Regions from separate parts of the Homo sapiens genome. Here region 2 is linked to region 1. A link is a contact called in ENCODE Hi-C or POLR2A ChIA-PET data. All regions are on one chromosome and are shown on one strand. Each heading gives the region's core, a stretch centred on a gene start or an enhancer-like site at or near the end of the contact. The rest is flanking DNA. Distances are from core to core; before and after follow the strand shown. Region 1 holds the start of NFIA (nuclear factor I A). Region 2 has its middle 100 kb from the start of NFIA-AS2.

Region 1 (6,520 bases), core at 2,460-4,959:
AAATTTTAGGTTTGAAACAGAACTTCACATTGACTGATTTTCTTATATATACAAGACATGCTAGGGACCAAGACTCTGTTGTATTATGCAAAAAACTCCTGGAGTCTACCTTAAACTACCAAGTGAGCTTTCACCAAAAGGAGGACTTCATTTTAAAGTTTCATCCCCATTTTATAATGCAAAGTATAACTTAGCTCCAAACGATTCATATCTATGTTAAAATGTTATCTTATTTAAAAGTTTGATTAATGATAATAAGCATTTAAAATAAACATTCTAATATGGCATTTTAAGTGTCTGTAGATACTCCCAATATGCTTTTCAAAAAACTGCAAACTGCATGCATGCATTCGTGTCCAACAGGATTCTGTTTACCTGCCAACCAAATGCCCATATATCTCATCATAAAAATCCTTAAACAAGAACAACTATGTCAATTAGTCATTAAGAATAACTTAAGTCCCCAATTTTGCATCAAAAGTATTTACAATGTATTACTCCCCAAAGGTTAAGAACCTGCCAGTAAAAGTCCACAATATTTTGTATAACTTTACTCATATGCACAATTAAAGTATTGATTTTTTCTAATGTATCTTTCTCAAGTCATGATTTAAAATATTCCAGAATATCAAAACTAAAGAGTATCATTAGCTTGCAAGAAATGTCCAGGAATAGCATAAATGATTAGTTAAAAAAAAAAAGTAGTGTGCCCTTATAATTCATGTTGCTGAACATATCGCTATAAGCTAGGTACTATTTCATAACATTCAAGAGGAAAAAAAGAACGTTTTACATATGTACTCAGTGAGAAAGTTATAGGCCACCAATAAAAACAAACCTGAAAACCTGTTTCAAAAGTGGTATTACTTTGAATCAGCATCTTAAACATTGATCTGTTTGAAAGTGAGCCAAGTTTAAGAACCACTGAATGCTGATATTTCTGGAAACTACTTTTTTTAAAAGTTCACCTACAAATTTCTGCTGGGTTATCATTATATGGACAGTACCTGATTTGATTATATGCCCATATTTGATTAAAATAAGATGTCTAGGTTTTTCTTGGTAAAGTTTTTTTTTAAATTGCCTACAAGTTAAATGGAGTTTCATTTAGAGTATAGTGATAGAAATCACTGTGCTTACTGATTTTTTTTAATGAGCAATAAACTACCGAAGTTCTTCTTCCTAAAACTGGCTCTAAAACATTATAAATATCCCAGCAAGTTAAATAAATTGTAAATAAATTTTTAAAAGCAGAACCCATAAAATATGAGCCCTCATTCACTATTTATTGTACATTTTCTTTACAAACTGTTACACTAAATAAGCATTTCTCTTAGTGGTGTTTCCAGAAGAAGGCCTAGTGAATGCATCAATCAACGCTGCTGAATATGTAAGCCGAAAAAAAAAGAAAAAAAAAAACTCTCTTAATGTCATAATACCTCATGAACCAACAGAGGCCAACTTTGTTAAATACCTGACTGTGCCCTAGGCCTGCATGGATATACAGGTGCCCTCATATATGCACCATTCCCAAATATAAATTTATCTTTTCAGAGCTCAATTGAGAAGACACTAATGTATCTGTTAGGGTCCTTTCCCTTTATTGCAGCTCGCTGATATTATCTACAAGTTCTGTGTGTTGCAAACTTCTGCCAGCTAGAACTTCAGCCTTCGAATCTCAGCATTTTCACTATAGTCCGTAATTCATTCAAATTATCTTACACTTTGCATCTTATCCATATGCAATTGTGAACCTTGCCAGAAGTGGTTGGAAAAGTTTCATTCCATACTTCCACAAGTTACTAAAATAGGAACTTTGGAAGTTTGTTAGGAAAAAAAAAAAAAACTTTTACAGTAACTAAAAGTAACTGCTATCCATTATTAATGCTAGGCCTAAATCCCAAACAGACCATTTCAACATAAAAGATGCGTTTAAGAGTCTTCTGAGATCAAATACCCGGTATTATTACTGTTAGATATTGCAATAAGAAGGGATGTCATGTGGGAAATAAATCCAGAATCTAGAGAGGAGAGCGAAAACTACTGATACTTTTTAGCCTTCCAGAAACTATTCCGGTTAAACCGTTATCTCCTACTAAATGAAGGCAAGAAGTGGTAGGTTTTTTAAGGGAGAGGTGAATAAACATTTTATGTGAAGCATATAACTTCATGTAGGTGATTAATGGTCAGATCCTAATGTACCAAAGCAGTATGAAATCTCACGCTTAAAAAAAAAATAGCGCAAAACCACTTTGACTTCAAGCCTTTTAGTCAAGGAAAACAAATAACATATTCAAAGGGGACCGGATTTGAAGTCTCGAAGTAGCAATATTTTGCCTGGGGGTGGGTAGACAAGGGAGGAATGGACAGGGGGGCACGGAAAGGAGAGGCGGTGGGGCGCAAGAGCCCCATGCTCTGAGTTGAGTCGGAGGGGAAAAGTTGCCCCCGTCCTGCGCGCGGAGCGGCCGGAGTCGCGCGGTGGCGGTGGTGGTGGTGGCGGCGGCGGCGGCGGGGGGAGCCGTGTCCGGCCCGGGCCGCCGCTCCGGCTCCCGGCTAGGAGCCCAACTCTGCCCGGCGCTACCCGGCCCGCGGCCCGCGGCCTCCGGCGTTCGGCGCCCTGCACAACGTGGGCTCGTCTCGGCCCCGAAACTTTCACTCCGGGAGAGCCAACGGGCCACCGGCGCGCGGCGAGGACGCAGGCTCCACCCGGCCGGCGCGGGGGAACGCGCGTCCACGTAGCCCCGCTCAGCCGAGGGCTAGCCGCAGCCTGCCCGCGTCCGAGGGGCGCTGTCCGGGCCGGGGCCGGGACGGGAGCCCGCGTCCTTTCCGCGGCCGGACCCCGAAGGCTGACAAACAATAAACAAAAGTAAGAGTTCGGGAAGACGGCGGGGGGCTGCGGCAGCGCAGGCTGCGGGGAGCGGGCCGTTGGGCGCAGGCACCCGAGGTCTCCCCGCACCCGAGGACTGCAGCCGGCCCGAGCGTGCGGGGTGAGCGGTGGGCTCCGTCGGCGGCCCCCTCCCCGGGCGCTGCGGCACTACGGAATCCCTGCTCCCGGCAGCAGAAACGCTGAGCCAGATTTCTGCGTGTCATGGACTGCAACCCCGCCGAAACACGTGCGGGGTGTCCGAAAACACTGCTGTTCCGCAGTCCGTCGCCCCGATATTAATTAACGCATTAATAAGAGGGCGCCATTAGCCATGTGCCCACACAAATGGCCGTGCAAGAGGAATGCACCCGCATGGAAACAAAGTTACTTTCTTTAAGCGGGATCCCCCCCCCCACCCGCGGGCACACGCGCGCACACACACAGAAACACGCGCAGACACAGACACACACCGAGACGCACGCCCTGGGCCCGGCCGGAGCGACGGCCCCGGTGCCCCCCACCCAGCCCCAGCCCTGCCCCCGGCGCCCCGGCCCCCAAGCCCTCCGCATCCACGCCGCGGCTTACCTGGGTGAGACAGAGCGGAGAATACATAACTGCCGGGCGCTGGGGTATGCGTGTGCGTCTGGGTGTGCGGTTTGGAGGTGTGCGTGAGTGTGGGTGAGAGAGGAGAAAGAGGGAGAGAGGAAGAGAGAGAGAGAGAGAGAGAGAGAAGGGGGGAGAAAAAAAAATCAAGCCTGCTTCTTGCGTTCACATTTCCAAGTCGGCTCAACTGCAGCCAGCCAGCCAGCGCTATTGCCGCTCCATGAGCTGAACTTTAACCCCGCCTAGAGTTTCCCTACACTCCACTATACATGCCTACTGTACGCGGGTGTTAAAGGCATAGCGCACCCTTTCCCGCTCCCGCGCCGGCCCGGCCGGGTGCCCGCGAGCTGCCCGCGCGCCCGCCTCCGCCTCCGCTCTGCACCGCACCGCACAGCCGCCGCCCGCTCGCGCCGCCGCCGCGGGGGGGAGGGGGTGTGGGGGAGGGGGCGGCTGCGGCGCCGCGCGGCCAGCCGGGTCCCGAGCCTCCGCGGCCGCTCGCGCTCGCAGGCTGGCTCGCTCGCTCCCCGGCTCTCTCCGTGGCTCGCTCCTTGCTCGCTCGCTTGCTCGCTCTCCCGCTCGCTCCCCGGCCCCCCCGCCCCCTCCCCCGATCAGCGCATTACTGGGTAACGCAGTGAGGAGCAGTTACAGTCTGTACTCCCGGGCAGCTATAGGCTGCCACAGGATGTGCTTAAGCAAACAAAACTACTTTTCCTCGTCCCCATCCCCCCACCCCCGCTGCAGACCTCCGCGGACCTCGGTGGAGGACTTGGGCAACTTTGCCAGGTTGCCCCGCACCCCCCGGGCCACCGCGTGGGCACGTAGAGAACCGAGGAGGAGGCCGGGCGGCACATTTGCATGTATGCAAATTTCTTTGAAAAATCAGACCTCCTAGGTAACTTTTTTTCCCCCACTGAAATGCGGTAAGGCTCAAAGCATTGTAATCTCTCCAGCGAAGCTTTCTGTGGGAATAGATTCGTCGGCAGAGGTAATTATGCACACAATCCTGCAAACTTTGTGCAGCTTCGGTCCTGTGGCATTCAGAAGCGGGGGTGGTGAGGAATCAGTGCCCACAGAAGATTCACCGGATTTGGGGGGCGGGGGTCTGGAGAAAAGAAGGCGGAGATTAATGAGCGTTATCCCTCCCAGGACTGTGAAACTAGTGGGTTTGAACACAGACGCCATAGAAAAAGTTCTATCACGTTCAGAAACAACAGTGGTTTAGCTGTGACATCTTTTACTTTTTAGGAGGAAAAAAATATGTGAAAGGGATGTCCCCTTAGGGAAGGGAGATATTCTGATCCACAAACGCGTGCCCAGAACTGGACATAGGCTATCATTACCGTCCCAGTTTCTGGGACACCTCTGGAAGGGTGCCTTTTAAGAATCCCTTTTTTCCCTCCCCCAGGTAATAGTTCTTAAAATGGAAAAGAGCTTCCTGCAATTATTTTAGGTTTGCTAAAGTATTGTTTTGGCAGAAAAGAGGGGGGTGGTTTTTAGGGTTTGGCAAGTTGCCAGTAAGCCTGCTTTTCCAGTTTTTTTTTTTTAACCTCATATTTTCTCTCTAGGCTCTCCTCTCTCGGAGGGGGGAAAGCCTACCTGCCTCTTCTAAGCCCCCATCCCTTATTTTACTTCTCTTCCTCATGATGGTTTGCAAAATGCTGCATTTGACAACCCTTCTCAAAATTCCAAAAGGAAAGAGGTAGGTATCATGTTGAAAGACACTGGCACACAGGGGAATCTGCCCTTCGGTGGAGGTGACATAACCAGAGAGTCTCTAAAGAGGGGACATTCCTGTAGGAAAGTGAGGGTAAGTGATGTGTTAACAAGTGAGGGTGAGTGATGTGTTAAGGCCACTCTCATTCAGACTTCTTTTCAAAGCAAGGGGCAGGAAATACTGTACTGGAGAAAGAGCAAAAGAGAACCTCTGAAATAATTCTGCATCTGTCTAAAGTTATTTTATGCTTGTACTTTAGTTACTTTATTGCCAAAATAATTCCCGAATGCTCAAGAACCATTCTCTCTCCCACCCTCCCTCCTGAACATCCTTGGAAATCTCTCAAGATTATTTACTAAGGAGTGAGGAGAAATAATGATTTCAGCCTTTAATGAGAGAGTCCATTTTCCCAAACTTAACCCACTGCTTTTCCTTGGTTCCTCTCAGATTTTAGTAGGGGAGGAATGTCCTAAAAGCCAAGCTGTGTTACAGAGACAACATCCCTGGCCACGAGAACCTTTGCTGGGATCTATAACTTCAATGCGCTCCAAGTTTCCTCGATAGAAGTTTCTGGCTGACGGTCCCAACATGTAACTGAGGCACAGTGAAAAGTTATTGTTCAGAGTGTGTACTCGGGAAGCTCTCTTCCAGAGCAGATTAAAATCTTTCTTTTGGTGTATTAAAAGATACACTTCACATCTGCCTATTTTCAAAACGGCAAAGATTCTTACTTTTGAGTCTCAAGGAAAAAAAAGATTTTTTTTAAAAAGGACTGGCATGTCGCCCTGTTTTTTTTTTTTAATGGGGGAAGTAATTTAATGCTGATATTTCTACTTTAAAAACTTCTTTTGTTGCAGCAGTGGATGTGCCCCGCGATTTCCAGCTTTCTGCGGTTAGCAATATTATCTTAAGTAACTTTTGGCGCCCTTCGTAAGACTTTTGGATATGGGACGATTGTTTGCGCCCTCTAGGCAAGGGCTGGATCCAAGTTCAGCACCAAAGCCCTTCACATCCGCTCCTGCTTTCTCTCCTATCTCCGCCAGCTCCCGCTCCCTCCCCCGCGGAGGGAGGGGGGGAGGCGGGGGAACACTACAAAGCACAGTTCCAACTACAGCCTTTGGAAACAAGACTGAGAAAAATACAGTAGAAGAGTTACAGTTACAGAAAGGCTTCTGGTAACTTTCTCTCCAACAGGCATAAATTTAAACACACGCACAAAGAAACAGATGTTCCTCAAAGGGCAGACTGGGGGTAAAAAACATTTCCAACCCTCTCCCCTCTTCCCAAGTTGCAAAAGTAAATCCTTGTCCAGAGTTCACAAAGATACTAAGGCACTT
Region 2 (6,903 bases), core at 1,008-3,507, 220 kb after region 1:
ATCTTGCTATTTTTTACATGTGTACTTTAAAAAGTAGGCATTTGTACCACAAGGCACAGCATATTCTTTTTGCCCAAGTGTTTTCCTGGTATGCAAAGTTTGAGTTGTACAAGTTTGAGTAAGTGACAGACAGTTCTTGATTTTAAAACTGTATGTCAAATTTTTGAAAGAGAATGCTCCCAAAATAAGTGCTTCAGGACCTAGCATGGGGTGAGGGGGCTGTAGGATAATTTAGTTGCCTTCATTTCACAGTCACTATGAGTTTTTAAATTGGAGGGCAGAAGCAAGACAAGTGCATTTTGTAATTCACATAAAAATAGTTCCATAACACATTGTTATCATTATGAAGAGGAGAATGTTCATTCTGCCTTCATTTCATGCCATATGGGTAGAATGGAGATAATTCTGCTGGACAGAATTATATTTTGAAGCAAATACATGCTTCTAGGGTGCCTCCATTTCATTTGGAGCTGAGGAAAATTTCATGAGGGTTTTCTTTAGTTTTCTATGGGAGAGTTTCTGCTAGCGATGTCACAACACAGCTAGATTAAGTTGATATGTAATATCTATTTCTTGATTTGCATGATTAAAGCATTAGAGAAGTGGCTCAGATATCAAAAGGTTTCTCATAAGTGGCAGCGCCAAAGGTAATTACTGTTAAAATGTACATGCTTGAACCCTGGTTGCTTGTTAACTTCTAAGTTGTTTACAACTCTGTGGGTTTGAATAAACTTTTTTATTTGACTTTTCAATATCAAGACCCCTTTCTTGCTTCATTTTGATATAAAACATGTATTTATCATTCTTATATCCATGTCCCTCAAGGCAACCTTAGCTTCAACCAAAAAAAGTAATGGAGGACAGAGATGGCCCTTCTCCATATTACATATTTTAAAATAACTGTTTCTTAAACAAAAGTAGTCTTTTAAAGACAAAGTTAAAATTTATACCTAAAAAAATTAAAAATTAATCGAGTCAACCGATTATTTCCAGTTAGTTATCAAAAAGTGTAGCTAAAGCCCTACTGTAAGCCTGAGTGAGTTATGAGAGGGGGTGGGGATAGAGAGGAAAAGAGGGGAGAGAGGGAAGGAGAAGAGAGGTTGTTATTCTCAGTCTTTTATTAACCAGTTTCTTTCATCCTAGTGTGTCTTTATTATTTAGAAAAATAAAAATGATCCAGAGCTCTACTCATTCTCACCTAAAATTCTGGAGTAGGTAATGACTGTCTACAACCTGGTACAACATATGCCCCCAAACTAAAACAAACAAACTCATTTGCCATACAAATTGTTTACGATTCATTAAAAAGCAAAATTGCATATCCCGTCGCTGGCAGCTGAGGCCGCGTCTCCACGGGCGGAGGGGGCATTCACTGAGTTGCCTTTGTATGCTGGGAGGACCAAGCCGGAGGTTCCCACTATGAGCCCGGAGTCTGTGCAGCCAGATGACGCATGAGGTAATTTTAAAGCTTTATTTGCCTTTAGTGTGAAACTCCGATCTTGTACTGTCCTTTGATTAAATAACTATATCAGCCAGAGGGAAGTTTAAATTTTTCTTTCAGCTGGGGAAATTGTTTGGGATAGCGAGGTGGGTGAATGGAGGGAGAGGGAGAGCATGTTATTCAAGGAAAGAGATCTAAGAGAAAATGTGAAATTTGTATTATTTTAATTAGTTCCCTCCTCCTTCATCAAAGTCCTCAATTTCCCATCAATAATGGGAAATTTACATTAGAATTATTGGTAACTGACAGATCTGAAATGCCATGGTATGTGGTCACCTTTGAGGGAAAGAAACAAATTGATTTATTCCCTATGATAACTTGTATAACTTCTTTAGAGAGCGCTCTGATTTCTCACTCCTTTTCAAAGCAAAGATCTAGAAGCACTGAAGTTGAGAGAAACTTCCCTGTAGTGTGCAGCCTAAACAGCAGCATGTGAGCTTTCAACATTGTTTATTTTTAGGCAACTGCATTGCTAAATGTTTCCACCACTTTTATATGTTATATTCCCGGCGGTAAAACATCTGTAAAATAATTTTAAATGAAAAGCAACTTCCAAGTAAACTTTACAAAAAAGAAATTACAGTTTTCCAAGTTAAAAAAAGAGAAGCATTTGGTGATCTTTGCAAGAAAAAAAAAAGAGAGAGATGACACAATTTGCCATAAAAAGTAACAGTCTATAAAATCTATGAGCTGTTGAAATACAAGGAAGTAAAATGTTTCACCCAGAATATGACATCAGCGTGCAGTTTTTTCAAAAAAAGCTTACAACTTAGAAAATCATTGCTAAACCAATCAGTATATTCATTTCTAATGTTTAACAAGCTGTATAAAGTGAAGCAATAGGTAACATCATAGCATACACAAGTAAACCTTGTTCTTGCTGGCAAGAACTCTAATGGGAAAATAAGTGCCCTGAACAAAAGTTCAGGGTCAAAGTGGATAGTCTACTGTTAGTCTAATTAGCCAAAAGCTGCATGCAACATTGTCCTGAAATTACTGGTAAAGTTTCTAATGTCTAGTTAAGAAATTACAAGTTAAAACACACATGTACACACATACCCACAACCACTTTAACTCAACAGTCCTTAGGATGGACATACTGCATCCCAAGAAGCAGCCGGATAGAATCCTGCGGTAGCTCACTTTTAACAGTCTCTCAGTCCTCCGAATTCCTAAAACTTGCCAAAATGATACCACCATTGGTCCAGGAAGGGGAAAAGAGAACTCTTTCTGCAGATCATACAGTGAAACCGACCATGCCCTGTTTTGTAATTCCATTCGCCAGTCTCCCCCTTCAACATCTCTCTCTCTCTCTCTCTCTCTCTGTTTTTTTCTTAAACTGATATCTATGTGAAATGAGCTGAAGTTCACGGTCCAGTTAGGAACGGATAATACATTCATTGTCCTGGCAGCAAACTTTTTTTTCACTCCCTGGAAGAATTCACGCTTGCCGCAAGAATAATAATTACGGAAAACTAGAAATGCACTGCTAACAAATTAATCCTTAACGGACACCACCCTAACGAGGGCAGTAATGATTTGAGGACTCTCTTCCTCACGGGACTTGCATCTCCTGTGACAATGAGCTATTGTGCATCCTCACAACTCACTCTACCTCTTATAGATCCAAAATGTCAAAGGTTGTCTGTCCTGGTTGACCATGACATGTGAGTTAACTCATTCTGCTGCTGCATGGCAGAACTTTATTCAAACTTTATTTATATCCAGAGTAACTAAAAGATAGAGTGTGTGGGTCTTTTCCACTCAGAGCTAGAGTGCCTAAGAGACAGAAAACCTGCTCTGACATAAACGGAGAAAAGTTAGATGAGAGCTGTGGGACCCTGATGGAAAATAGGGAGTGGGGACCCAGAGTTCTCTCACAGGTGACTTTAGGCAATCCAGTTAATTGGCCAGGACTAGAATTCACTCAGAGGTTGCTTCTCCCTAGTGCCCAACACGCGTCCTCAGAAAATGCCACAGCCAGAGAAAACCATACACCCCATAGTCCCTGAAAACAAAAGTAAGGGGGATGTGAAACTGGAGAGAGGGGGCAAAACCTGAGGGCTGGGACGAATGTTTCACTTTTTCCCCCAATACTGACTTGGCTAAAATATCCACCTCCACCTTACAACTGATACTCTTTAAAAAAGAATTAAAAAAAAATAGAAAACCCCAAATACTGTCCCATGGAAAATGAGGGCAAGCATTCCTGGGAACTCAAGTCGCAGAGTGGCAGAGAGAGGATGGCAAGAGGCAGCAGTGTGAGGCTGCCTCACTGAATAGTGTGAAAAAAATCAAATGTGAGTTTGATGAATGTGAGGTCTGGGACATTTTGTCAAAGAGGGAGGGAAAGTAGAAAAGGAAAAAAAAAAAAAAAAAAAAAGCAGCCCCGGCTGCCAACTCACCATCCACCAAGTTCTGGCCGAGATGTCGTAGCAGAGCTGCCATTTGATGGAGCCGTCGGAAGCTTTCCCTGCCATTACGCTGTCAGCAAGCTTCATCTGATGCTAACTCACGGGAGATAAGACACCTAATTGAGAAAACATTTGCAGTGGCATGTGGGGCAACATGTAGTCCGGTCCATACCATATGGAATCATGGGTAAAAAAAAAAATCTCCTTGACAATGAACCAATCTCTCACAGACCCAGTGGCAAGGTGAAGTGGAGATGAAAAGTCTTCTGCTCCTAGCACTGTCTTCTCCTCTCTCCTTTTTAAAAAAACAAGAGCCCACTGCTACACATCAAAGGGAGGTAGTTAAAATTAGGGCTTCATCACTCAGATGATTTTGGTCTGCGGGGTTTTTCCTTTCCTTCCAATAACCAATCCCCCCCTCTTTTTTTTTTTTTTTTTTTTAAGGAGAATAAAGAGATTTAATAGGACAAAGGCAGGTAGTGGACTGCGGAGGGAGATCGCCACAGGCTATTAGCCTAAAATTTCTGCTTGACAGATGGAACTGCTTAGAGACTATCATGCAATGTTTTGGGCTTTTTCCCCCCTATTCACCCCCCCTTCTTTGACTTTAAGTCTGATTCAGTATCTGTTTTTCACAGCCACTTTTCTCAAGAACGTGAGCCGTGCATTTACAAAAATGTTTAGTTCAGTTTTGCTGTCTTACACATCTCTGTTGGAAAAGTCTCAAACTAAATCTGGGAACAACTGAACAGGTTTTCCAAGGAGTTAAAAAAAAAATTTCCAGGAAAAAATATTTCTCTTTCCTTACTTTATTTTTTGAAAATTAACTCATTAGTTAATTTAGTCATGAAGGAAGATAAACAAGAGATGGCAGCATTCAAGTCTCTTGATTTTTGGTTTGGCTGGCATTGTGTTTAGATGTATGATTTATGTGAGTAAATAAATACATTACTGATATTTTACAAGTTCTAACCTATGCTGGGCTAGGCACCACCGATGTTTTTTGGTGTCTTTTTAAATACATTAATTTTGGACTTTTCCATTCTTTGTAAACAAAGCAATCAGTCATTATCAATTCGGTTTAGCACAATTCAGGCTAAACTTGACATGAGCTCTTCCTTAATCAGAGAAAGTCACTTCTGATTTCCTTACTATAACCTAGCCATCTTCTTCACAGGGGTTTTTAACCACACATCCTCTCTTTAGTATGGAAAAGTAAACCACAATATGGACCTACCAATAAGAATGGTTGTAAAAATAATTTTTTTTAAAGTGAGAAAAAGTCCAGACAGTTGCTGCATTTCAAGTAATGTTACTTAGGACTAAGAGGGAGAAAGAAGCAGAGAGAATGACTTGTATTCGTTATATTCTTTCAAATTGTGTGACACTAGGAACTGTAGAAATACCTTTATCAGGGTACCAAACACGTCCTAATTTTCGTGGATGTGCACCAAACACATCCTAATTTTTTCTGAATATAAGCGATCCTTTGATCTCCAAGAACCTACAGTTTTCTCCGCTATGGGCCTTCAATATATGTACTCCAGAATATGGGAGAATTGTCCATCACTATTTCTCAGGGCTGTTGAACTGTGATTATTTAAAAAGTTGTGCATTTACTGCCTAATTATCCAGTGGATTTTTGGTTCTGGTCATATTTTGGACTGAATAATATTTAGATAAACTCATTCAGAGCATATTTTAAGTTCCAAAGAGGTAAATTTGGTGCATTTTTCTTTCCTATTTCTGATCTCTTCCTTAGTAGGTATTATTTTAACCATTTAGCATGCTGTTTTGACAAAAATAACTGTATTAAAGCAAATTTTATCGTGTTGCACCAAAAATATTTCTAACTTAAAGCATGATGCACAGACTGCTTCTAGGAATGAACTACAAATACAACAAATATGGCATTTTTTTTCTTTTTCATTCCTTATTGTAATGGGATTTCTTCTAATAAAATTGGGGTGAGAGGCGATAGCCAGAATTATTATCAAATGTAAATATTGTCATCACTCTTAGGAAGTATCTTTGTATACTTTATTACCTTGGTGTCACCTGTCTTTTCAGAAGAAGAGTCTGCAGTAGCACAGGAAATGTTGTTAGCTTGTGTCCAATGAATACAATGGACATACTACCAGAAACTTGCCCTGAGCTTGCCAATGAAAACATTTATTGCCATATGTAACTGCAGCATCATTAAAATTACTTAGTCTTTCTTAAGTTTATCATTTAGAGAAAGATAAGGAAAAAAGTTGGAAATTCTACATAAAATGTAAAATATCATCAACCAAACAAAAAAAGGAGGAAAAAAAAAAAGAAGAAGAAAAGAAATGAAGTAGCATTCTGTCTTTGAATCAACCAACCTCTGATTCTACTTCATCCATTCCTACTTGCCTCTGACAAGCAGACAAAACAAAATTTCCCTGTTTTAGGGTCTCCTCTGCTTTCTCCCAGGGTATACAGGCACATGGACATCTTGGACTTGTGGGTCCACAGCTTTACAGTTTCTGAGTTTATCCTGCAGCAACCTCTGAAGTTGGAGCTGTTTCTTGTCTGAGTCGCTGCATTTTTGAGACTCAGAACACCCTATGCATGCCCATTATTTATGAATGAATGGAGCACAAGGTAAACTGGAGTCCAGATTTCACTCTGTGAATGATAGAATAGCCGGGAAGATTTTGCAGGAGAGGGCACATAGTTTGAACAAAAAAATGATAAATATTATTGGATAATAGTATTTTAAATCCAGAACAATTAGGTGCATTTAACTTTATCATTGTTCTCTAAGAGGCTGGTGGAAGCTGTCCTTCCCATGCAGCAATCAATCTTTTCACAGTGTGGCCCTTTGTTAATAGCCTTTAAAAAAGATTAAATAAAACATGTTAAATATTGCAATTATTGTGGGAAATAAAATTATTTGGTGAGCATAATGGGGAGCAATTCAAGCATTTAACATGATCCAGGAAATGCTACTCCAAACAATTG

What was found. A loop is a pair of places that touch in the nucleus more often than their neighbours do. ChIA-PET counts read pairs that join two places held with the same protein, here RNA polymerase II (POLR2A). Pooled maps may share reads with other maps.
Region 2: a map of psoas muscle shows a loop between it and region 1 (5-fold over the local background). The contact joins the enhancer-like site here to the promoter of NFIA in region 1. A Hi-C loop is called at or near these places in 1 of 168 maps with a recorded cell type or tissue (psoas muscle) and 2 of 50 pooled maps. POLR2A ChIA-PET finds 5 or more read pairs at or near these places in 1 of 52 experiments (activated T-cell).

Annotation. Positions count from the first base shown.
Region 1 is chr1:61,079,750-61,086,269 of GRCh38, reverse strand. NFIA (nuclear factor I A) reads right to left here and starts at 3,709. Exons shown (of 11, transcript NM_001134673.4): 1 at 3,452-3,709. The coding sequence starts at 3,478. RefSeq lists a silencer at 4,139-4,433.
Region 2 is chr1:60,862,470-60,869,372 of GRCh38, reverse strand. No RefSeq gene overlaps it. Among named protein-coding and RNA genes, the nearest start is that of NFIA-AS2, 100 kb to the left of the region's middle. Within about 2 kb of position 2,257, at least 2 of the 41 ENCODE cell types and tissues checked have a DNase peak (open chromatin) inside an H3K27ac peak, as active enhancers do.